Regions from separate parts of the Homo sapiens genome. Here region 2 is linked to region 1. A link is a loop called in an ENCODE intact Hi-C map of the cell type or tissue named here. Cell type or tissue: psoas muscle. All regions are shown on one strand. Each heading gives the region's core, and the rest is flanking DNA. Links, peaks and the distances in the headings are about the cores only.

What was found. Hi-C counts contacts between places; a loop is a spot of excess contacts. Peaks named below come from ENCODE experiments on the same cell type or tissue, not always from the same donor. Only the 100,000 strongest peaks of a DNase experiment are listed, where the experiment ranks them.
Region 2: it touches region 1 in a loop (2.9-fold over the local background); 7 of 110 quality-filtered maps call a loop at or near these places.

What each region holds. Positions count from the first base shown.
Region 1 is chr9:20,731,562-20,739,561 of GRCh38, reverse strand. All of the region lies in intron 4 of FOCAD (focadhesin), which reads right to left. Among named protein-coding and RNA genes, the nearest start is that of MIR491, 19 kb to the right of the region's middle. In psoas muscle, for the core only: no CTCF peak of the experiment used is centred there; no DNase peak of the experiment used is centred there.
Region 2 is chr9:20,666,048-20,683,028 of GRCh38, reverse strand. It overlaps a transcript of FOCAD not described here. Among named protein-coding and RNA genes, the nearest start is that of FOCAD, 9.7 kb to the left of the region's middle. In psoas muscle, for the core only: no CTCF peak of the experiment used is centred there; a DNase peak (open chromatin) is centred at 3,958; H3K27ac peaks cover 61 bases.

The sequences.
Region 1 (8,000 bases), core at 1-8,000:
GCACGATCTCGGCTCACTGCAACCTCCATCTCCTGGGTTCAACTGATTCTCCTGCCTCAACCTCCCAAGTAGCTGGGATTACAGGCATGTGCCACCACATCTGGCTAATTTTGTATTTTTAGTAGAGACAAGGTTTCACCATGTTGGTCAGGCTGGTCTCAAACTCCTGACCTTAGGTGACCCGCCTGCCTCAGCCTCCCAAAGTGCTGGGATTACAAGTGTGAGCCACTGTGCCCAGCCAAAAAGTAATTATTGTTTAATTATGCTTGTTAACATTTATTGAGCATTACCATAAGCTAAGCACTTTTCTAAGTTCTTGCATTATGTCACTTACTTCAGAACATAGTTGATTAGAAATCAATGTTAACTTTATTTTTGGGTTAGAACACTACTTGGACTTAATTAGGTATCATTTGTGGCATTTATGTGAGATGTTACTGAGTGTATTTTTTTATGGCATTTAAGGTTTTCCAAGTGACAAAAGGTTTGGCCACTTAGTAGACCTGCACAGTCCAATATAGTAACAGCCACATGTGGCTACTGAGCACTAGTAATATGGTTAGTCCAAATTCAGATGTCCTGTAAGTACAAAATACATGCTAGATTTAAAAGACTTTGGGACACAAAAAAAAGAATATTAAATACCATGTATAATTTTTTATATTGATTACATGTTGAAATAATATTTTTGATATATTGGGCTACATAAAATATATTATTAAAGTTAATGTAATCTATTTCTGGTTTTTTAATGTGGCTACTGGAAAATTCTGAATTACATATGTGGCTTGCATTTGTGGCTAAGATTATATTTCTATTTCACAGCACTGCTGTAGACACTCAAATAGTTTAGTGCCTAAATGGATTCTTTGGGGAGTATTGAGGTTTCTCTTGCAGCTGAAGCATTTTTCACAATCTACAGTGGTATGTTTTCTCTTCCATATGGATCCTCTTAGGACCATTCAGTATAACTCATGGATGAATCTTTCATGACATATGTCACATGTGTATAGTTTCTCTCCTGTGTGGATCCTCTGGTGAACACAGAGGTCCCAACACTTCATGAAGCCTTCTCCATAAAGATTCTCTCTCCTGTGTGTGTTCTCCAATGGATGTCAAATCAAGATTTGGCTTGCTCACATGCTACACATTGGTACTGTGTCAATTCTATGGTACTTTGGCCCACAAAATGGCCAGTGAATCTCACTGTAACTCAGTGAAAATTAAAATGGAAATCTTTTTGTAAACTAGAATGAAGTGTAATTGCCTCAAGAAAGTCTGACTGCATGGCATCTCCTTGAGGACCTCCTTGGGTAACCAAGGTATTGCCTTGTCTTCTTCCTTTGGAACTGTTCACATTCTTCTGAGAAACTTCTCTATTGACACTGAATTTCTAGACTCCTCTTATGCCAGAGCTTAGGAAAAAGATACCTCAACATCCAAACTTTTAAAATAAACTCCTTCTTTGCAATTCTTCACACCATTTACTTTTTCAGAATCAGAACTTTTTGTAACTGAGAACTCTGGACTATAAGGACTGGTGTCTCCCACTATATCCTCCAGTTCTTCACAACTCTTCACAACACCTTCCTTTACAAAGACCTGGAGATCCCTCAACATAACTGCTCTATCACCAATTTATCAAGAACCTATACCTAGGTATAAATGTCTCGACTAAGTCACAGGGTAGAGTTCACACAGCCTCCTCTGAAGGTCTATGGGATCTGACTCCTCCAAATATATGAATTTTGTAAGCTAACTTACCAGGTCTCAGGGATGCAGTCCTGCAGCTCTGACCCAGGCCTGTGCCTAGATGTTAAATGATACCATGAAATATACAATCTCATCATCACTAATTGGGTGAGCCATTCTGAGAATCCAGTATCTGACTAAAGCCTATCATAGGGAGTCTACTTTGGTCTGTCCTGGAGAAAGAGTCACTACATGTTTAGAAGCATTCTTATCTTCTAGCCTTCAATGTCTATACAACTGAAAATCAGCTTTCAAGTCGTATTTAAGCTATTTATATACCACTGAAGAAAGGCCAGGCTTCACCTAGTAACCTCGTAAGACTGCACTCTGAGCCTAATGATTAGTTGAAATGACCAGTGTTGATGAATTTCTGACTGAATTTCTTCCAAAAAATACAAATTCATTAAATAATCCTTTTTTGCATGTGAAACTATATTGGTTTTCCTTAATTATTTATTTGTCATATGACTAGAGTTCTAGAGATAACAGATAACAGATCTATGGTTTTTATGGTGTCCTACCTTTTTATGAAAGCAGTGGAATCCAAGAGAAAAGAATAGACATCACATTTACTTTTAATTCCAAGGGATTCACAAAACCACCAATGCTGATAAATGAACTCCAATTTTTTAAACTTTAAGTTAGGTCTCACTTACTCTTATCTGTGGATCCAGATTTTATTGTGTAGATAACGGAGTCAATGCTGTATTTTCAGCAAGAGTGTAGCATGAGTAGATTATAATTTTTGAAAGATGATGGCATCAATCAAGTTACACATAGCGCCATTCAAATGGTTATACATTTGCCTTAAATTTAATTGAAACTATCCCCCTCAACCCACTTGAAATAGATATTATTTATATTAATAAATATTATGTTTAATAAATATTATGATTTACATATTTCAAATGGGTTGAGAGGGATACTTTCAGGTTAATATTTATTTAAACCCCTACTTCAATTTGAATTAACTAGGGAATCTTAGGCAAGTCACTTAATGCCTAGGGGTCTCAACATCCTCGTCTTCATAATCAAAAATCATAATAAGCCCATCTCTTACGTTGTTTTAAAAAATAAAGAATAGTATGTCAGTAAATTACATGCTTTTTCAAAAAGCTGGGATAATTCAAAACTTATACTATAACATAAAGATAATAATGTTCTTCCCTCTTTCAGATGACGCTGTGTAAGCACAGGCATCAGAGTTAATGAACGCTGAGGCCTGGAATTTGCCTAAAACTAACTACAAACTCATCCTAACTCCTAAAAATCTCTAGTATTTTCCATCTCTTAGCTCAAAATCTGCTTTTCTTGTTTTCAAGTCTTTGTTATTCTGGATCTGAGATCTACTCCTGCAAAATGAAAATTATTGTTGAATTCTGTATGATTTCATAAAGAGGTTACAGTAATTTGAATCATGCTAAAACTCAAAATAGTGAATTAGAAGAAAACATAACCACTGGAGAAGCAAAAGTCAAAGAAAATTTCACTGCACTTACATCTTCAAATTGAAAAAGCTTCCAAGTACTAAGCAAGATTTCTGAAATAAAATAATTGCTGACATTTCTCAAAGGATAAAAAAAATCCTATAACCTCTTAAATTTTATAAAACAAAAAAATTCATAAAATAAAAACAACTAGGCTTGCATCATTTCTAATTTGGCATCAGCATTCTTGTCTACAAACAACAAAACTGAATGAAGCAATGCATGTGGAGTTATAAGAGAAAGGCTTATAAAACTCAGTAAGTCCAAACACCTCCCCCAAAAAAGTGAGTAAAATACCAGAAAAGAAATATTTTCACACATAAAACTCTGAAAATTTTTCTTAAAGAGGTTCTCCAGTTAAATTAGAATGCATGATTGCACAGCCTTGTAACTATACTGAAAACACTGAATTACATACTTTGAAAGAGTGATTTTATAATATTTGAATTATATCCCAATAAGCTGTTATTTTTTTTTTTAAAGATAAAACAATTGAAGAGGCCAGGCATAGTGGCTCGTGCCTGTAACCCCAGCTACTCTGGTGGCTGGAAGCCAGAAGATCACTTGAGGTCAGGAGTTTGAGACCAGCCTGAGCAATATAGAGAGATCCCGTTTCAAAAAAAAAAAAAACCTTAAAAAATAAGCCAAGCATGATGGCACACACTTGTAGTCCTAGCTACTCAGGAGGCTGAGGCAGGAGGATCACTTGAGCCCAGGAGTTTGAGATTACAGTGAGCTATGATCTCACCACAGCACTCAAACCTGGATGACAGAAAGACATGTCTCAGGGAAGGAAAAGAGAAGGAAAAGAGGAGGGGAAGGGAGGGGAGGGGAGGCGGAAGGAAGGAAGGAAGGAAGGATTGACTGAAGAAATAAAAAGCATGTAGACTACAAGTAACTTTGGTATGCATGAATATCAGAACATACAATTATTTTTCAAATGTGACTATAAAGATTAAAGCAATTGCTTTGAAAGAATTTATGGAGAAAAAATGTAAAAAATAACAAAAAGAAAAATCTGTAACTAAAATTCCAGATAGTTTCAGCAAAGTTGGTAGGGAAAGTTTTTAGCAGAGTGAAAACAAAGTTAAGAGAGAGTCTAAGATAAAATGTTTACAGCATACATGCCCACAAAACAAGAAAAGCAACAAAATAAAGCAGATCATAAAATAGCAAACTGAGCAGAGAATAGAGATACACAAATCACAGAAGAATAAGATTCATAATACTCAGTGTTAAAGAGTAGGTGGGGGAAGTAAGCACTTTCATGTTGATATGTTGGTTCAGCCTTTGTGCAGAGCAAATTGACAGTATCTATGAAAATTTTATACCCCTTTTCCCATAAATTCTGCTTCTATGACCCCATCCTATAGACATACCCTTATCTATACTCAAAAGAAGATATTCCTATAATCCCAGCACTTTGGGAGGCCCAAGGTGGGCGAATCGCTTGGGCCCAGGAATTTGAGACCATACTGGGCAAAACCCCATCTCTACAAAAAATACAAAAACTGGCCAAGTGTGGTGGCATGAGCCTGTAGTCCCAGCTACTTGGGGGACCGAGGTGGGAGGATCACTTGAGCCCAGGAGGTTGGGGCTGCAGTGAGCCATGATCACGCCACTGCACTCCAGCCTGGGTGACAAAGTGAGATCACCTCAAAAAAGAAAAAAAAAAGACAATATTATACTGTATGTGTTATCTTTTAAAGAGGAAGAGAAAAAAACACATGTCTGTCATTAGGAAAATGACTAAAATGTGACTCCTCTTAAACAGAATACTCTACAGCTGTTAATAAGGTTGCAAACAGATTTATGCATGTGACATGGAAAAATTACCATCACATACTATGTGGAAAAATGCAAGTTTAAAAACAAAATACATTTGAACGGAATATTCAATTCTAAAACACTTGGCATATGTGCATATAAATGTTTTTTATAGGTCTAGGAATGGGATTTCAATGTCACTGGGGTTAGTTGGTTCCTAATTCCATGTACCTGGATCTGACTTCAGATTACCCTGGTTTTCTCTATATCCTAGCAGAAACCAAGACCAAGATTTGAAGGAACCTTTAAGACTCCCTATTAGCCCTGAGTCCTTCCAGTCCTGCCATTTCCTACTTTTCACCAGGGCTCAATAACAAAAGTGAATTTTAAGAAAAGAAAAAAAAGATGACAAAAAGTAGTTTCACCACTGACTTCCATTACCTACAATTTCCACTGTTTGCACAACTTTTATTTTGTATTAGTTAAAAAATATTTATAATCTCAAAGTGCGAAAAAGACTTTTTTTGTTTGTTTGTTTGTTTTTTGAGATAGGGTCTTGCTCTGTCACCCAGGCTGGAGCACAGTGGTGCAATCATAGCTCACTATAGCTCACTGCAGCCTCGACCTCTTGAGCTCAAGTGATGCTCGAACCTAAGCCTCCCAAGTATCTGGAGCTATAGGTGTGCATCACCATACCTGGCTAATTTTTTATTTTTTTTAAAGACAGAGTCTCACTATGTTGCCTAGGCTGGTCTCAAACTCCTGGCTTCAAGCAATCCTTCTGCCTTGACCTCTCAAAATGCTAGGATTACAGGCATGAGCCACTGTGCCTGGCCCAGTGAGGAAGGACTTCCTGAACACAAATGAAAAATTCATGTCCTTTTTAGGGACATGGATGAAACTGGAAATCATCATTCTCAGTAAACTATCGCAAGGACAAAAAACCAAACACCGCATGTTCTCACTCATAGATGGGAATTGAACAATGAGATCACATGGACACAGGAAGGGGAACATCACAATCTGGGGACTGTTGTGGGATGGAGGGAGTGGGGAGGGATAGCATTAGGAGATATACCTAATGCTAAAAGAGGAGTTAATGGGTGCAGCACACCAGCATGGCACATGTGTACATATGTAACTAACCTGCACATTGTGCACATGTACCCTAAAACTTAAAGTATAATAATAATAAAAAAAAGAAAAATTAAACGTGATCTCCTGGATAGACAGTATGAGGAGAAATTGAAATAAACAATGAAATAACCACGGTGTCTTCTGCTTAGGACCTGTATTCAGTCACAGTTTAGCACAGACACAAAAACATGTCATTTAATTTGAAAAAGCAGATTTCTGAGGAACATTTTTAGGGACTGGAATTAGACTTTAGATAAGCAGACTCTATGAGTTTGAGGTACACAGGTACCCGGAAGAGTTAATTAACAAATCAAGGTAAAGACTTTAATCAGGGCAAAAAAGAGCTGATTAGATATTATGCCTAACTTATTCATAGTATAATGTGTTCAGGGGATATCAACAAAAAAAGGCATATCCAGCTGCCTACTAGACATTTCCACTTCAGCATCTGAATTGTGCCTCATATTCAACACATCCAAAATTGAACCCATGCTCTCCCCCGACACACCTGGTCTTCTAATGTTCCCTATCTAAATGTAGAGAAAGCCAGAAATCAAGGAGTCACCTTTGACATATCCCTTTCAGTCATCTACATATTCAGTACACCACGAATGCTTCATCCCTTAAATATCTCACAAATCCCTCTACTTCCCCCATCTCTAGTGCAAGCAACCATCACCTCTCACTCGACTACAGCAACAGCCACCTAATCTCTGTGTATCCCATCTAGGTGCCTACCCCAAACCCAATACTTTCCATTTTAATCTTCATACTGCATTCCAAATGGCCTTTTGTGGAATCACTAACACCCGCTAGATAAAACACTTCAGTACATTCCTTCTCCACCCAGGATAAAGACCCAAATCATCAAGATTGTCAATCATGCGCTGCACTGTCTGAATCCCACCTACCTTTCCAGCTTCATTTCATACCACTCTCCCCTCACTCTTAGCATTCTTTCAGGCCATCTTAACAGCCAATCTCCTTCCCACAGCAGGAACTTGGCACATACTATTTCCTGTAACTGGAAAGTTTTACCAACTCCTGTTTGCCTAGACAACTTTTATTTACTCCTTCGTCTCATCTTAGGTGTCACTTCCTCAGGAAAGCCTGCTTTTACCACCATGACTAAGTCAAATCGTCATCTTAAAGGCATTCCCAACACAGTATACTTTGAATGAGTTTCTATAACTAGGCAATTATGGCAATCTCTCCATTGAAACCAAAAGCATCATGAGTGCAATAACTACGTCTGCATTCCTCACCACGGTATCACAGCACCTAGCACAGAAATACAAGAGATAATAAATATACTCAGGAGAGCATTAGGGAAAAGAGTTAATGCATGCTGGGCTTAATACCTAGGTGATGGGTTGATAGCTGCAGCAAACCACCACGGCACATGTTTACCTATGTAACACACCTGCACATCTTGCACATGTATCCCAGAACTTTAAAAAAATAAAATAATAAATAAATATACTCAATAAATATGTTTAATTGGCCAGGTATAGTGGCTCACACCTGTAATCCCAGGACTTTGGGAGGCTGAGGCGGGAAGATCACCTGAGGTTGGGAGTTCGAGACCAGCCTGACCAACATGGAGAAACCCCGTCTCTACTAAAAATACAAAATTAGCTGGGGGTGGTGGCACATGTCTGTAGTCCCGGCAACTTGGGAGGCTGAGGCAGGAGAATCGCTTGAACCCGGGAGGGAGAGGTTGTGGTGAGCCAAGATCACACCAATGCACTCCAGCCTGGGCAACAAGAACGAAACTCTGTGTCAAAAAAATACATATAAATATATGTTTAATTAATAGATGGATGGATGGATACAGCTCAGGTACTATCTTGCTTG
Region 2 (16,981 bases), core at 68-8,067, 57 kb after region 1:
CTTTGGGAGGCCGAGGAGGGCGGAGTTCAAGACCAGCCTAGGCAACGTGGTGAAACCCCATCTCTACTAAAAAAAACATACAAAAATTAGCCCGGCGTGGGGTTGCGCGCCTGCAGTCACGGCTACTCTACTCAGGAGGCTGAGGCAGGAGAATCGCTTGAACCCGGGAGGCGGAGGTTGCAGTGAGCCGAGGTGGCGCCACTGCACTCCAGCCTCTGATGGAGTGAGACTGTCACAATCAATCATTCAATCAATCAATATTGAACCTACTTAAAGTTATTCAACCTCTGTTATCCTTTGCTTCAAAGGAGTTTTATAAGGCTTATAATTCCCTTTTTATGGACTTTGATGATACTCTCTTTCAGTCTTCCAAATGCACCAGTATTTCTTTTAGGACTATTTTAATATTTTTTCTTCTATTCCTATATTTCTTGAGGCTCATTAGTCAAAATTATAATTAAACACATAACTCTGTAAACAGCGCTGTTCTAAGTATATAAATTTATTTAATCCACAGAACAACTTTATGAGGCAGTTACAGTTATTACCCACATTTTATAAATAAGGAACCTGAAGTACAGCAAGTGAAGCATCTTGACCAAGGTCATGCACCTACCTAATGGCCAGGCCAAAACTTGAATCCAAGCACCCTGGTGCTCAATGAGTAAACGTACTGCCTCTGTTGTAGAAAGCCTGGTTTTAGGAACACACAGGGAAATGCCCATTTAAAGAATGATATTGAGTCTACTTTTGACACCGTCTTATTATGTTCAGGCTGCTATAACAAAGTATCTTAGACTGGGTAATTTATAAACAATAAAAATTTATTGTTCACAGTTCTGCAAGCCGGGAAGTCCAAGCAAGGTGCCAGCAGATTTGGAATATGGTGAGGTTCCATTCCTCATGGATGGTGCCTTCTGTGTATCATCACAGGATAGAAGGGGAAATAGATTACCTGAAGCGTCTTTTATAAGGGCACGACAGGAGTCCTCATAACCTAATCACCTCCCAATGGCCCCACCTCTTAATCCTGTTGCATTGGAGTTTAGGCTTCAACACATTAACTTTGGGGGACACAAACATGTAGGCCACAGCAGACACCTATCCTAGATTCAGATTTTGGGCAGGATTGAGAAACTTGACCATTAAACTTGGAGCCTAGAACCGATTTGACTGCTTTTACTGCAGATCTAGGGTTAAGCTGGAAGTCCATGGGCTCACCCCCTCCTTCTGGGGTATACTCCTTCCATACAGGAACTGCAATTCAGCAGGGATCATTTCACCTTTTAATTTATTTAATCTAATGCTATACCAGGCACTGTGGTAGGCACAGGAGATACCAAGATGAAAGACGTATTCTAGAGCCTTATGGAGCCAGCTCATTCTGGAGACCAAGTCAGCAGCCACCAGATTTATTTTGACAAGACTAGAGAGATAGGCTTTTAGAACTAGAAAGGATCTCAGAAGTTGCCAGTTCATGACAAAGTTTTCTCTGACAAATTCTGAAGTTAAAAAATATGGACAATGTATTAAGTTTTCATAAAAATAAATTTATTCAATTTAAAGGACTGTCCTTTTCCTGAGATTATGCTTTGTTCTTTTGTTTTGTTTTAATGTTAAAAGTACCCTCTCAGGCCGGGCATGATGGCTCACACCTATAATCCCAGCACTTTGGGAGGCCAAGTGGGAGGATAACTTGAGGCCAGGAGTTCAAGACCATCCAGGGCAACAGTGAGGGCCCCCGCCCCATCTCTATTAAAAAAAGAAAATAGAAGTTTTCTCATATGAAATGATAATAGGTTATACTTGTTGGGAATTTTATTTTAGTAAGCTTAAAGTCTTATGTTGGAACTCAAAATTTTTTTACGCTTCACTGATTTAATCTAATCAAGCCAATTACACAGAAGGGAACTAAAATTCTAAAAGGATACAGGTTCATCTTCAATTCTTCAATGTCATATGACTAATTGCTTTTTGTGGGGGGCTGTGGTTGGGCAGGGCTGTTTTTTGTTTTTGGCTTTGTTTTGGTTTGAGGCAGGATCTTACTTTGTCACACAAGCTGGGGTACAGTGACACGATCATAGCTCACTGCAGCCTCACCTCCTGAGCTCAAGCAATCCTCCCACCTCAGCTTTCCAAGTAGCTGGGTCTGCAGGCACACACCACAGTGTTCGGCTAACATACACATATATTCTACTACTACATTCTAATAAATAAATGTATATATAGAAATGAAGTCTCACTATGCTGTCCAGGCTGGTCTTGAACTCCTGGCCTCAAGTTATCCTCCCGCCTCGGCCTCCCAAAATGCTGGGATTATAGGTGTAAGCCACCATGGCTAGCTGCTAATATGTTTTAGAAGGACTAAAACCCTGGTTCCCTGACTCCTAGTCCTATCCTCTTTCTACTGCATACCTATTGAATAGCTTGCTTTATGCACTGGGATATAAATTTTTAAAATTTAAATTTTTTTTTGAGACAGAGTCTTGCTCTGTTGCCAGGCTGGAGTGCAATGACGCAATCTCAGCTTGCAACCTCCACCTCCTGGGTTCAAGCAATTCTCCTGCCTCAGCCTCCCAAGTAGCTGGGACTACAGGCGTGCGCCACCATGCCCAGCTAATTTTTGTATTTTTGGTAGAGACGGGGTTACACCATGTGGGCCAGGATGGTCTCTATCTCTTGACCTCGTGGTGGGCTCACCTCAGCCTCCCAAAGTGCTGGGATTACAGGCATGAGCCATCGCACCCGGACAATAACAACAAATTGTAAAAGAAATTAAGGTGAAGGCCGGACAAAAAACATTAGAACAGGTTCTAATAGTCCACCTATATTCTTAGCCAGGAGGAAAAAGATTCTGCCTGCCTAATTAATCACGTTAACTAAATAGCTTACTTTCCTTCTGAGCTGAAAGCAAAGAATGGAGCCTGAAGGAATGTAGCTACAATTTATAGTTAAATTTTGATTGAGCTATAACTTAGGAAAGATCAGTTTAACTTAGTTGGGCGAACCTACATCTGATGCAGATGTTTGTAGCTCTCTACAGCTGGTTCACTGACTTTCAGCCTGAGGAATATTTCTGAGAAACAGCAGAGAGAGGGTGGTCCTTCATAGGGGTTACAAGAGAATCACCTTTATTCATGTAACCTGTGGAGGGTGCGCTAGACTTAATTCCAGAAGGCCCAGCTCAGACGCAAATTTCACTTGAAGGATTAAAACACCTTTCAAATCTGTATTTTCTAGACATTGTACATGCAAAACTCTGCCTTTTAAATATTTAAGACAAACTACCGTCTTTAAGAGGTAGGCAGGCAGATAGTATTTCTGTTCAACTCCTTGTATTATTTCCACTGAAGTAGTTAAGCAGTTCTCTATTGTATAAGACCCTTTAGATAAGCACACATTTTGAAGTCAGTGTAGAAGGGCCTACTGACTTTAACAACAACAAAAAAAAAGAGAGTAAGAAAAATGTGCCCACTCCCAAGTCATTAACAGAGCTGAAAAGAATATGCTAACAAAAAAAAGACACTGTAGTCTGAATCCTGTACTGTAAGGAAGGTCATGTCACCCACAGCATCAGGAGAGAGACACAAAGCCTTGAACTCAGGCCCAAGCATGCTGGGCTGGCTCAACACGCCCACCCATTCATCATCAGGCACGAAGACTGGGAGGAGAAATTCAGTACTAAATCACAGAGCTCCAGTGTCAGCACATCACAGAAAGCAATCTATTAGATTTAATTAGATATACGAGTCTCCAATGGCTCCCCATTTCTTTCTAAGTAAAAGCGAAAGTTCTTACAAAAGCCAACAGGGCCATACATGATCTCCCTCCCCTGCACCACACACCTCCATCCCCAACACACACACACACACACACACACACACACACACACACACACACACACACATACACAGACTGTCTGTTGCCCCTTTGACCTTGTCTTCTACACTCCTGCCCAGCTCACTCACCCGGCCTCCTGGCTGCTGCAAGATCTTGGCATTTCTCCCCAGATATCTTTGTGACTCATTCCATCAGATCATTCAAGTCTTTGCTGAGATGTTACCTTCTGGATAAGGCCTACTCTATCAGTCAGGGTCCCAGCAAGAAACAGATGGTACAATCAAACTAGGAAACATTGAAGAGTTTAATAAAAGACTATAAACAGAGGTATGGGCAGGGATTAAAAAGATCACAAGGGAGACGCAGTAACATTGGGGCCCCCAAATCACGCCTAAGCTGAAAGCAGAAAGGAGAGAGTGTAGTTACAAAACACAAAGAAGCTGTGTTTGGGGCATTTGGTCACGTAACACAGCCAGTCCACAGTGATGCTACAGGGAGGGGGTTCAGGGAATTACTATCTTCACTTCCCTCATTCTCCTCTCTCTTGATCTCCTGAAGCAAGGGAAGCCTGTGCTGCAGTTATAGGTCGGCCTCCTGCAGCACTGTGAAGGGGCAAAAAGAGAATATCTGACACACTTACCTTGGTCACCTATAATAGAGATTGCTGTGTAACACACCACCCCAGAACTTAGTGGCTTACAATCACAAACAATTATTCATTCTCAGGATCCTGTGGTTTCCTAGGCAATTCATATTTAGGCTGGTTTTGCTGGTCCCTCCTGGATCTCTTTACATGTCTGCAGTCAGCTTAAAGCTTGGCTGGTCTAGGATGGCCTCATTCACATGCTTGGTAGTTTGCTCAAGGTCAGCTTGGGCAATAAGAATGATGTAGCCATGTATCTCTAATAACTACAACCACTTTTCTTAATAACAAGACAATATCAGATCCTTACTAATATTGACATACATTATTTCAATGTAATCCCCATGCTAAAAATAATCCAAATTTTTATGTGACTCAGTAATGTTCCCAGCACCAAGGGATAGAATATGTTTGATCTAAGCCAGCAATTTCTTTCTGAAATGGACCAGAGAGTAAATTTGCCTCAAGTCTCTTTTTGTTCTTCCTGATATGTTTTTAATTATTGGAGGTGCTGAGAGGATTCAATAAAGCAAAGGATATATAAAAACTTCAATATATCTTCATATACACACACACATACATACATTTTCTTTATCCAATCATCTTTTGACAAACAGGTTGTTTCCATATCTTGACTACTGTGAATAATGCTGCAGTGAACAAAAGTGCAGATATCTCTTTGGGATGCCAGGTTCATTTCCTTTGGAGGTATACTCAAAAGTGGGATTGCAGTATCAGATATAGTTCTATTTTTTAGTATTTTGAGAAACCTCCACACGGTTTTCTATCATGGCTCTGCCAATTTACATTTCCACCAACAGCATGTAAGTGTTCCCTTTTCTCCACATCCTTAACACTTGTTACCTTTTCTAACAGGTTTGAGGTTATATCTTATTGTAGTTTTAAATTTGTATGATGATTACTGATGTTGAGCATTTTTTCCTATATCTATTGGCCATTTGTATGTCTTCTTTGGAGAAATGTCTATCAGGTCCTTAGTCCATTTTTTAATAAGGTTATTTGGTTTTTTTGCTATTAAGCTGAATTCTTTGTATTTTCTATATTAACCCTTTATCACATAAATAGTTGGCAAATATTTCTCTCATTCTGTAAGTTGTCTCTTAATTCTGTTGTTTCCTTTGCTGTGCAAAAGCTTTTTGGTTTGATGCAATCCCACCTGTCTATTTTTGCTTTCGTTGCCTGTGCTTTTGGGGTCATATTCAAAAAATCATTGCTCAGAACAAGGTCAAGAAGCTTTCTTCCTATCTTTGCTTCTAGTAATTTTACAGTTTTAGATCTTATGTTTGAATATTTAATCTGTTTTAGTTGACTTTATCACATGGGGTGAGGTAAGGGTCCAATTTCATTCTCCTACATGTGAATATCCAGTTTTCCCAACACCATCTAATAAAGAGTCGATCCTTGTGTGTTATTGTTTAAGATCAGTTGACCATAGATACATAGATTTATTCGTGGGCTCTCTGCTCTGTTCCATTGGCCTATCTGTATATTTTTATGCCAGTACCATACTGTTTTGATTAGTGTAGCATTGTCATGTACTTTGAAATCAAGAAGTATGATACCTCCAGCTTTGTTCTTCTTGTTCAAGATTGCTTTGGCTATTCAGGGCCTTTTGTGGTTTGTTATAAATTTTATGTTGTTTTTTTCTATTTCTTAAATAGTATTATCAAAATTTTTTAGGGATTGTATTGAATCTGTAGATCATGTTGTGTGGTATGAACATTGTAATGGTATTCTTCCAATCCATGAACAGAGGATGTCTTTCCATTTATCTGTGTCTTCTTTAATAAATGGATTTTGATGTTTGAAAATTTCCTTTCCACTTGCATTGAAATCCAAAAATGCTATTGGAACTTTAGTTTGATTTTGGAAAATATATCTCCTGCAAATGTTTGTGGGAATGGAGCTCTTGCTTCTTTTTAAAACTTTGACAGCACAGGAACTATATTAAGCAGGTTGACATTACTTGTGATTGAAACAGCATTAGTTTTTGTTAAAATGACTTTACCATAATGTGAGTTTTGGACATATGCTCTGTTTGCCTTGTAATTTTATATTGAGAAACATGATGAAGTCTGCCACACAAGCTAATTTTCAAAGCCACTCATGTTCAATAACAGTAATTGAGGGAGGTTCTTCTCATTCCAGAAGTCTCAGGCCTGAGTTTTAAAAATTGCAACAAAACTTTACCGCTGCTAAGCCATAAAACTGCTGTGTGATAGGGCAAATCGGGATATTCAGCTTCTATTTTTGACAAAAGTTTGCAGAATTGATCATTAAGTCCACCAGAGTAAATGAAGTTCACCATTGGAACTTCTGGGTCAGAAACACACAATAGATTCAAACACTTTCTGCAAATTACCTGCTGATGAACAGCATAGTAAGTAACAATGGGCTTTAAGTCTCTCACATTTTCACAAGCTTTATTAATTTGTCCAACTAAGCTTTTTCTTCTCCATACACATTTTTATCACCATAAGTTATAAGGCATCTTAACAGATTCTACTTCAGGTTTTATTAATGTTTTCCCAACATCTTTGAAAATATATTTGCCCATAGTTGTTCTACGCAGACGATTCATAGAGGCTAATTCTTCAGTGACTTTAAACTCAGCGTTGACTCCTTGAATAAGCAACTGAGCACTATTGGTAATACCTGTCAACTCATCAAGAGCCAAGGAAAACCACTCAAAATCATCTACCTTGTTTTGTACATGACTATTGATGTTGCTCCCAGTGTCTTCAACTCTTCAAACAACAGATCTCACTGAAAGGTTAATCGTCTGAAACAAGTTTATTTTCTTGGGAAAAAATTTTTTCAGCTGCTGTGATCAAACATGATTTAATTAACTCATCATCAGTAAACAGCTTTCTTTGCTTGGCCAACAAAGAAGCCACTCAGAAAATTACTTTGGTTTCAACTCTTTTGTTATTTTTGTGAAGAAATTCTGCTGTGATGACGTTTTCCATTGTAAATTTTCACATTTTCTGACCATTGTCTCCCTGTGAGTTGGGAATATTGTGATGAATCTGGGAATATTGATGTATATTATCTTTTAGTACAGGTATAGTATCACTGCACAATAAACACATACTTTGTCATCCAATTTGATAACAAAATAATCCACAATCCACTGTGCCTTAAAAGCATGACACAAAAAGTTCACTTTTCTCTTCTTTTCTTGTTTTGACATGATGGCTATGCTCTGGTATATATTTTTATGTAAAAACTATTCTTAGCTTGAAAACATTCTAAAATTAGGTGATCATCCAGTTTTGACCCACAGACTATAGTTTGCCTACCCCTAACCTAAGCCAACCATGGCTCTCTTCTTCCCCTTTGCCAGATACTTTCCCAGACTTCCTTACAGCAAGTCATGGCCATGTGGTTCAGGGCTGGCCTATGAGACTTAGAGAACTAGATTTATAGAAGAAAAACTTTTTTAACCAGAAAAAGAGGGTCTTACAAGGAAGAAGTCAATTGCCCTTGACTGTGGCTCTTGCATTTTTGCAGAATATGTACCACAGAAGTAATTTGTTCTCTTGCTGCTTCCATAGGTATAGTTCTGCCCCAACTCTACCCCATCTCACCCTGGATTCTGAGACAACCTCTTATCCCAGGAACTTATTAAGTAGGTATTGGGGGGAAATTTTGAAGGAATCTATTCAATCAGGCTTCTTAAATTTCAGTCCTTATAACCATGGGGCAGAAGAAAAGCACAGCTATCATTTATTCAACAAATATTACTGAGTAAATAGTATCAGCTCAACGCCATGCTAAACACTGATTATACAGAGCAAAGTCAAATAAAATCATCATCGTCCTCCAGACATTCAAAGAACACATGGCCTACTTTCTCCAACTTAGCAGGCAAAGCTGACCAGTATCTTTTGATGCAACTTCATGAGAGTTGTTCCAAAGTGGCACCACAGCCTGGACTTCAAAGATGTGCTCTCAGCAAGGGTTGCTAGGGGTCTTAAAAAATTCTCTTCTGCTTACATTCTCTGTCAAGAATTAGGCCTTTGGAACATCTTTATAATATCCAGGCCTAATTGTCCAGTGGTGCGCTGACAGATGTTTAATTAGCAGCTCTTGGTGGAAAGAGATAGGGGAGAAGCTGATGTGTAGTGTTTGCCAACTTCCATGGTATAAATACAGTACTCCCACATGGTCAATTTCCATATGGAGTTGGGAAGAGGTGTACACTTACACATAATTGTATAATATTTCCACCATAGAGACAATAGCATAAATAACCTCAATAGCATAAATAATAATAAAATGTAGAAAAATAATTCAGAAGTAATAAGCTTAGAACATCTAATATATTTATTTCTAATACTAATATAAGATATTTAATTGTAAGTTGATATAATTTGCTTTTTAATAAGGACTGTGTTTAACAAGTAGTTTGCAAAGTTCCTGAAATTTAACAATTGGCTCTTGTGACAAACTGACTGCAACATACCACTACAGATAGACCCAGTGCCTCGCTTCTTATCCAAACTGGTAGCATAAGGTCTTGATTTAGCCTTTTTACCTTAAAGAACAATTGACAAATTTTCAACTAATTAAGAGTAAAGAGGAATGTAGAAAAACTTTTACAACTTGATAATTAAAAAACAATCTAATTAAAGAATTTTATTAATTAGGAGTCGGGCATGGTGGCTCACGCCTGTAATCCAAGCACTTGGAGAGGCCCAGGTGGGCAGATCGCTTGAGCTCAGGGGTTCAAGACCAGCCTCGGCAACATGGTGAGACACCACGTGTGGCACGCACGTGTAGTCCCAGCTACCTGGGAGGCTGAGGTGGGAGGACTGCTTGAGCCTGGGAGGCAGAGGTTGCAATGAGCCGAGATCACGCCATCACGCCACTGCACTCCAGCCTAGGTGACAGAGTGAGACCCTGTCTCAAAAAAATAATAATAATTAATTAAGTATAATTAAATAAAAATGTATAGATATTTCTTCAAAGTAGATATACAAGTAGCTAGTAAATAAATGAAAAGATGCTCAATATCATAACCCCCAGGAGAATGCAAATCAAAGCCACAGTTAGATACCACTACCAGGATAGTTATAATAAAAAAGACAATAAATGATGCCGATGCAGAGAAATTAGAACCCTTACACATTGTCGATGGAAATGTAAAAATGGTGCACTGTTATGGAAAAACAGTTCAACAGTTCCTCAAAGTGTTAAGCATAGAGTTCCGTATGACCTAGCAATTCCAATCCTATGTATATATCCTAGAGAAATTAAAACATAAACCCACATAAAAGCTTGTATTAAAATGTTCATAGCAGCATTATTTGTAATAGTCAAAAAATAGAAAAAACCAAGGGTAAAAACAAACAAGAGTAACTAGGCCTCCTCTTCCATTTCTGTCTATACTGGCCAAAATCTTCCCCAAAATACAATTTATCCCCCTACCATTCTGGAGTGGTTTTCAGACATTCATTGCCACTGCATACTCCAAGCAATGGGAATAAAATCTGAGTATCTTTACTGCTGGTACTGCTAAAAATGTCCATTGGCTTCCAAAATGAATACAAATTGATGCCTAATTATCAGTTTACTTCAATAAGTTATGTATTAGAAACTATTAGTTTATTTAAATAAAAGCAACTTGTAAATAGATTTAAATCCATGGAACTGAAGTTTGGTGAGTCCTGTTGGTGACCTAGATTGTTTAACCAGCTAAACAATAATATTTTAAGTAACATAAGTTTTTCCTGTGGTTCTTTGGTTATTTTTAAAAATAATTTATTTTTGGCCGGGCGCAGTGGCTCACGCCTGTAATCCTAACACTTTGAGAGGCCAAGGTGGGTGGATCACCCAAGGTCAGGATTTCAAGACCAGCCCGGCCAATGTGGCGAGACCCTGTCTCTACTAAAAATACAAAAATTAGCTGGGCGTGGTGGCGGGCACCTGTTGTCCCAGCTACTCTGGAGTCTGAGGCAGGAGAATGGCGTGAGCCCGGGAGGCAGAGCTTGCAGTGAGCCTAGATTGCGCCACTGCACTCCAGCCTGGGCGACAGAGTGAGACTCCATCTCAAAAATAATAATAATAATAATAATTTATTTTTAAGTTATAACTTATTGATTTCATTTGTTTAACTTAAATATGTGTTGCAGAAAGGCCATAGGGCTTGATATTTATCAATAAAGATGCTCAATAGTCAAACCAGCTCCCATAGCTTTGAAAAATTAATTTTCAATGGAAAACTTTATAAAAATTATACCATACTTCTCACTTCTTCTACAGAGTATGCCAATTATAATTCAACCTTCTGAATGACATTGCAATGCACTTGTAGTTGAATTTTAAAAACTGCAATATGCCAGCAGGACCTTTGGAACAGTCTTCTATAAAGTTTGCAGGAGTTTTACTGATTCATTTTTCCTTATTTGTTGCCTTCACACAAAAGTAGAGTATGGTTCCCTATCCCATGTACACACTATGGAGTTATGTTGTCTTTATAAGCTACAGTCAGTGGTGTGCTGGTAAACAGGCTCTCCAGGGAGGAAAAAAAAAAAAAAACTACAACGGTTGCTGATTTCTGTGGTGTAAATATTCCTATTACGGCCAAATTCAAACTATGAACCTGATGTCCCTGAATATGGAATTTGAAAGAGGTGTACACAATTAGCTCTCAGGAGCCTGTACAAGCCAGCGGCAGCACTCCATAGTGACAGCTATGATTTAGGTGTCTGTGTATGTCAGATTAGTTTTGAGAGAGTCGGCACATCACATCTTCAAAGGTGACTGTATTAGGGAGCAATACAGGAAACTTTTTGCCCTTTTTTTGCCTGCCAGGAGCATAATCATTTGCCCCAGCATCTGTTAAACAGTAACTCATTTTCTCTTTTCTCTCTGCATTCTTTCTTCTTTTTAATCTCTCCTCTTTTATTACATGTTACCATACTAATCTATCTTGTGAGAGAATGATGCCTCCCTTGCAAGGACGGCCAATAGGTGGAAACTGAACAGTCACCATATACACACAGATATTCTGCTCTCCTGTAGTGCACATTTGAATCTGGCTGCTCAAATCCTCCTGCATTCCACTTAGAGAAAGCTTGTTCTGGGCTGAAGCCATTCTTCAAGCTTAAGGATTTTAGAAGACTGGTATGAGATAACAGGATTGTCCACACAATAATTGGAGAAGTGAAATTTGTTTTCACTAATACTAAGGCATATTCCAGTCTCAAGAGCTTTTTCCTCTTTATTTTAAGGCTTCCAGTTCTTGAAATTTGCCACCGAGAGTTCAATATATAGATGTTTGTATCTATGTAATTTTATCTACGGTGCACATTTCAATATAAGACTAAGAGTTCTAATTGGCCTGACATATTTATAAGGTTGTATGTATCCATGACACAATCCGTCATTTATATTATATTATATCCATGATATAATAATTTCATTGTCTTATTACAGAAGATCAGAAATGTAATAAAATATAAGACTAAAAATATGTCTTTCTAAGGAGAGAATGTTCTGTAGACAATCAGAGTCTCTTATACAGTTAGTATTTACTAGCTGGGATTTAAAATTTTTACATAATAAGGATTGCTATTTTTTAATATCAAGTTAATAGAGTTGTTAGAGGTACAACTCAGTTAATGCCCAAAGACAATCCAAAAATCATTCAGTTCTTCAGAGTGCCTATTGTGGGCAGAGTGGTTAAGATCTTAGACTTTGGAATCATAGAAATAGGGATACAAATTTCAGACGTTAACCAACTCTGTGACCTTGGGCAAATTAACTCTCTAAGCTTCCGGTTCCTTATTATAAAATACAGATGATATGGTTTGGCGCTGTGTCCCCTGGCCACCCCACCCCAAAGCTCATCTCAAATGGTCATCCTCACGTGTCTGTCAAGGGAGGGACTTGGTGGGAAGTGATTGGATTATGAGGGTGGTGGTTTCCCCCATGCTGTTCTCGCGATAATGAATGCATTCTCACAAGATCTGGTGATTTAAAAGTGTGACACTCCCTCCCTTTCTCTATTCTCTCTCCTGCTGCTATGTAAGATGTGCCTTGCTTCCCCTTCACCTTCTACTATGATTGTAAATTTCCTGAGGCCTCCCCAGCCATGCAGAACTGTATCAATCAAACTTCTTTTGTTTATAATTACCCAGTTTCAGGTGGTATCTTTATAACAGTGTGAGAACAGACTAATTCAAGAGATACTAATGATATTTACCTCACTAGGCTTAAATGAGGATTTATTGATCATTAGGATTGATTTTTAGGATTAAATGAGATTATTCATATAAAGCCCTTAACCAGTATCTAAATTTAATCTACCCATTCATTACTTCAACAAATAAATACTTACTGTGCACCAGGCCTTGGGCCCCTAATAAGAGTTCAGTAACTATAGATATTATTGTTGTTAATGCTAAGTTCTTACTATGTAGAAAGTGCTCTAATAAACACCATGGGTTAAAAAGATGCATAATAAACCCATGCTGCCATCATAGGGCTTGCAAAATTTTAAATGACTTTTAATTTTATTTTCTAATACTTTTTCAGTTCTCACAATTCCTCAATGATTAACCATTTCATTTGCAAATATCTCAGAATCTGGGCTTCATGAGTATATGACCTATGTAGTCATGTAGGAACCCACACTAAGAAAGTTCCTGTGCTTGCTTCAATGCTCTGCTGTTGCTTTCTTGACATTTTCAGTAATGCTTACATGGGCGCCCTGTATTATCTTTTTCTTTTTCTTTTTTTTTGAGATGAAGTCTTGCTCTGTCACCCAGGCTGGAGTGCAGTGGCACAATCTTGGATCACTGCAACCTCTGCCTCCTGGGTTCAAGCGATTCTCATGCCTCAGCCTCCTGAGTAGCTGGGATTACAGGGTGCTTACCACCATGCCCAGCTAATTTGTGTATTTTCAATAGAGACAGGTTTCCCCATGTTGGCCAGGCTGGTCTTGAACTCCTGATCTCAAGTGATCTGCCCGCCTCGGCCTCCCAAACTGCTGGGATTACAAGCATGAGCCACAGCACTGTGCCATGTTTTCTTTTTTCACTGGCCTTACAATTTATGAAGCAACACATATCCAATCTTGACGAGGATAAGTTTCTGGGCCCAAGAATCCTGAATTATTTTAGAATAACCAAGTTTTCACCAAGTGCTTCTCAGGCTTCTGGTTTTTTGCTATTTTGGTTTGTGCTGCTTTGAAAATAAGGAACAGAATCCCTTCAAACTAGCTCAATTAAAGGAAGGGCTAGTGTAAGGAATTAGTGACAAAATAAATCTAAGGAGGGCCTCTCTCCAGTGCCGATCCTCCCCTTGCACAACCCTGAGAATGAGCACCCCCTTAAATTTTTTTCACCCTAGGACCTCACTTGCCTTACTCCAAAGACCAGCTATGGTCCTTGGTGAAGCACAAGGCCCCCAAGAAGGAAGAAACCAGGGAATTAAATATCCAAGAGCAGGGAAATAAATATTCTTTCTCTTCCATCCTCCGGTCTCCAAACAGGACTTCCTATGGAAGTCACAGGGCAAGGAATCACCTTTGATGCAGTCCTTTGAAAATGTCAGCCCAGAGATGGGTGGGGAGGCTAACCGTGAACCTAGAGGAGAAAACGGGGAGCGTGCCACACAGCCTGGGAACAGGATGGGCAATAAAGTTTGTCTGGTGTGATCACCACTCCTTATGCTATGCATTTTGTTTCCGTCCAGAATGTTGTTACTTTTGAGCTTTGCTACTTCATTCCTATTATTTGTTTTAAAGGTTTCTACAGATAAGTCAGGATTCAATCTCCTGACAAGGCTAATACAAGCTGTAGGCCAGTTCATATGTGGAAGGTGACCTCCTCAGAGACAGCCATTTACCTGGCTCCTGACAGATTCAATTACGACTAATGGATCTATTCAGTGGCCATCATGCCCTGTAATCATACCATTTAGGATTTGTACAATCTTTATAGCCTATCCTAATTTCTCTTCTTTTCCTCCCCCTGTAATTTTTTGATGTAGATGTTGCCTGATATCAGAACATAAAAAATGGAAATAGGAAAACAATAGTTAGCTGTTTGTAACTGCTTCTAACCACAAGGAGTATTTTATTGCACAGTATAATAATGCTAGTAAATAAAGCAACTTGCTTATATTAATAAACATTTATAAAATGTTTCCACTTGATTCACATTTCCATCTGAATGGGTTAAGAGGATGTCCTTCACTTTGCTTCTCTTTTTGTATCTAGTTGTTAAAATGGAGTCATTAAAGATCATATAATTCTGGGGTCATTTTCCCCCTTATGATTAAACGTTAAAAGTATTCAGCAATGAACTCTCAAATAGAGGAAAACAAAGGGAAATTTGTCATTACAATTTCACACTTCACTCTTAAAAATACAAAAATGAGATGCAAACAAAACCAAATTTCTTCTCTGCCGTATGAAATGTGGAAATGTATTTATTTACAGGAAACTACAATTAAATTGTATTTCATTCAGAAATTATTAGAGATAATAGATCTTCTTTCAGCAAATGTAAAAGAATACTTCTATTTCCCTGTCCAAACACGCTTAAACCTTTTCTAGTGGCATCTATAATCAACTAAAAAAAAAATTATGATTCAACTCCACTTCTGTTATCTACACCAGAATGATCTTTTTGATGGTATGCAAAGAAGAAAGAATCCCGTCTTCATTAGGGAGGTTTTTTTTCATATCTGGTTTTTATTTTTGTTGATGTTGCTGTTGTTTTTAATTTCTTAATTCTTTGGAAATCCAAGGTTTTCCACGCATAATCTCACCACAGACTGACCATGAAGCAGTATTATTCCTGTCACAATAGTGACCATGTCAGAAAGGTCTTCAGGTGTCAACTGTAAAGCACCTAAAAGATACTTGGAATTTCTGCAGTGGTTTCCTGGGTAATTCCTCTCTGTCCTCGCAGGGATGTTCCTGAACCCCAGGCTAATATTGCAGCATTAGAAAGAAAGATTCCTTTGTCAGGGATGTGATCAAAAAGTGGGATTAATTTTGGATGAGGTTAAAACAAAGGAGATCTGCCATTTATTGGGTACTTTTTCTTTTACAATTTAAATTCCCAATTATAAAATTATATGGCACAAACTTGTCCTCTTCCTTCTGGGTTAATGCATTTGTAGACTTTGCTTTAGCTTTAAGACTGCCAACAAGATTTATAAGTCCATTTCAATCTCAAATAAACGAGTGGATTATTTTTAGTTTTTTCCTAAAGTATATAGCCTTTGATTACTTATCAGAGTATTTTGAGTAGTGAAAATTTTAATTTTTAATTGATCAAGATGATAATATGAGACAAGCTATAACACGTGCATTTCACATGAGGATGATTTTAGTGACTTTATAAGATAGACAAAGAAAGAGAAACTAATTAGTGGTAGATTCGAAATTCGACTTAAATGTAATTATTAGTAGCTTCAGAGAACAATGGAGGAAACTGTGAAATTTGCCAAAATACAAAGTGACTTCAAATTTAAATCAATCGCTTTTTTCCTAATGAAAAGATGCAAAAGTAGTTTTTGTGGGTTTTTTTGTTTGTTTGTTTTTGCCAACTAGAATATTTCATATTTCAGGAATATCAAAGACATAGTCAAAAAATAATTTATGGATTTATTTACACATACATGTTTACAATTTCATATTGTCTAATATTGTAGAATGTTCCCCAATTGATGTGCTTTTCCCACTCATATACATTAAACAATTTTAATCAAACTCTTCGCAGACACCTCCAACATCAGTATTGTTGCCACCACTGGAACCACATTTTAAACCATCACCATAATTTTCTAGAAAACACCCTCTTCTCTTCCATCTAAATTGCCTAAGGTTAAGTATATAATAAATCCGTATAGAAGCTCTAATTGGAAACTTCATTCCAAATCATAAGTACCTATCTGAGTAAGAGTAAGACAGTTTTTGTTTGTTTGTTTGTTTTGAGATAGGGTCTCACTCTCACCCAGGCTTGAGTGCAGGGGAGTGATTTCGACTCACTGCAACCTCTGCCTCCTGGGCTCAATTGATCCTCCTGCCTCAGCCTCCCAAGTAGGTGGGACTACAAGCATGCACCACCACTTCCAGCTGTTTTCGTATTTTTTAGTAGAGATGGGATTTTGTCGTGTTGCCCAGGTTGGTCTCGAACTTCTGAGCTCAAGCAATCTTCCACCTCAGCCTCCCAAAGTGCTGGGATTACAGGGCAAGACACTGCACCCAGCCAGTTATTTTTTTATTCATGCTATATGTAATATTTATGGTCTTCACCAAATAATCACTTTATAGAATGCATAATAATATGGGTAAATAGTTTAAACAATGAGATAGTACTACAGAATTTTTAACAACAAATGAACAAACAAGCAAACAAAAGCCAGCAGTCTTCTGACCCATCCTTTCCCACACCTGATTCCAGATCTCTAGTGACAACCAGAGATAGAGATACAAAAATTAGCTGGGCGTGG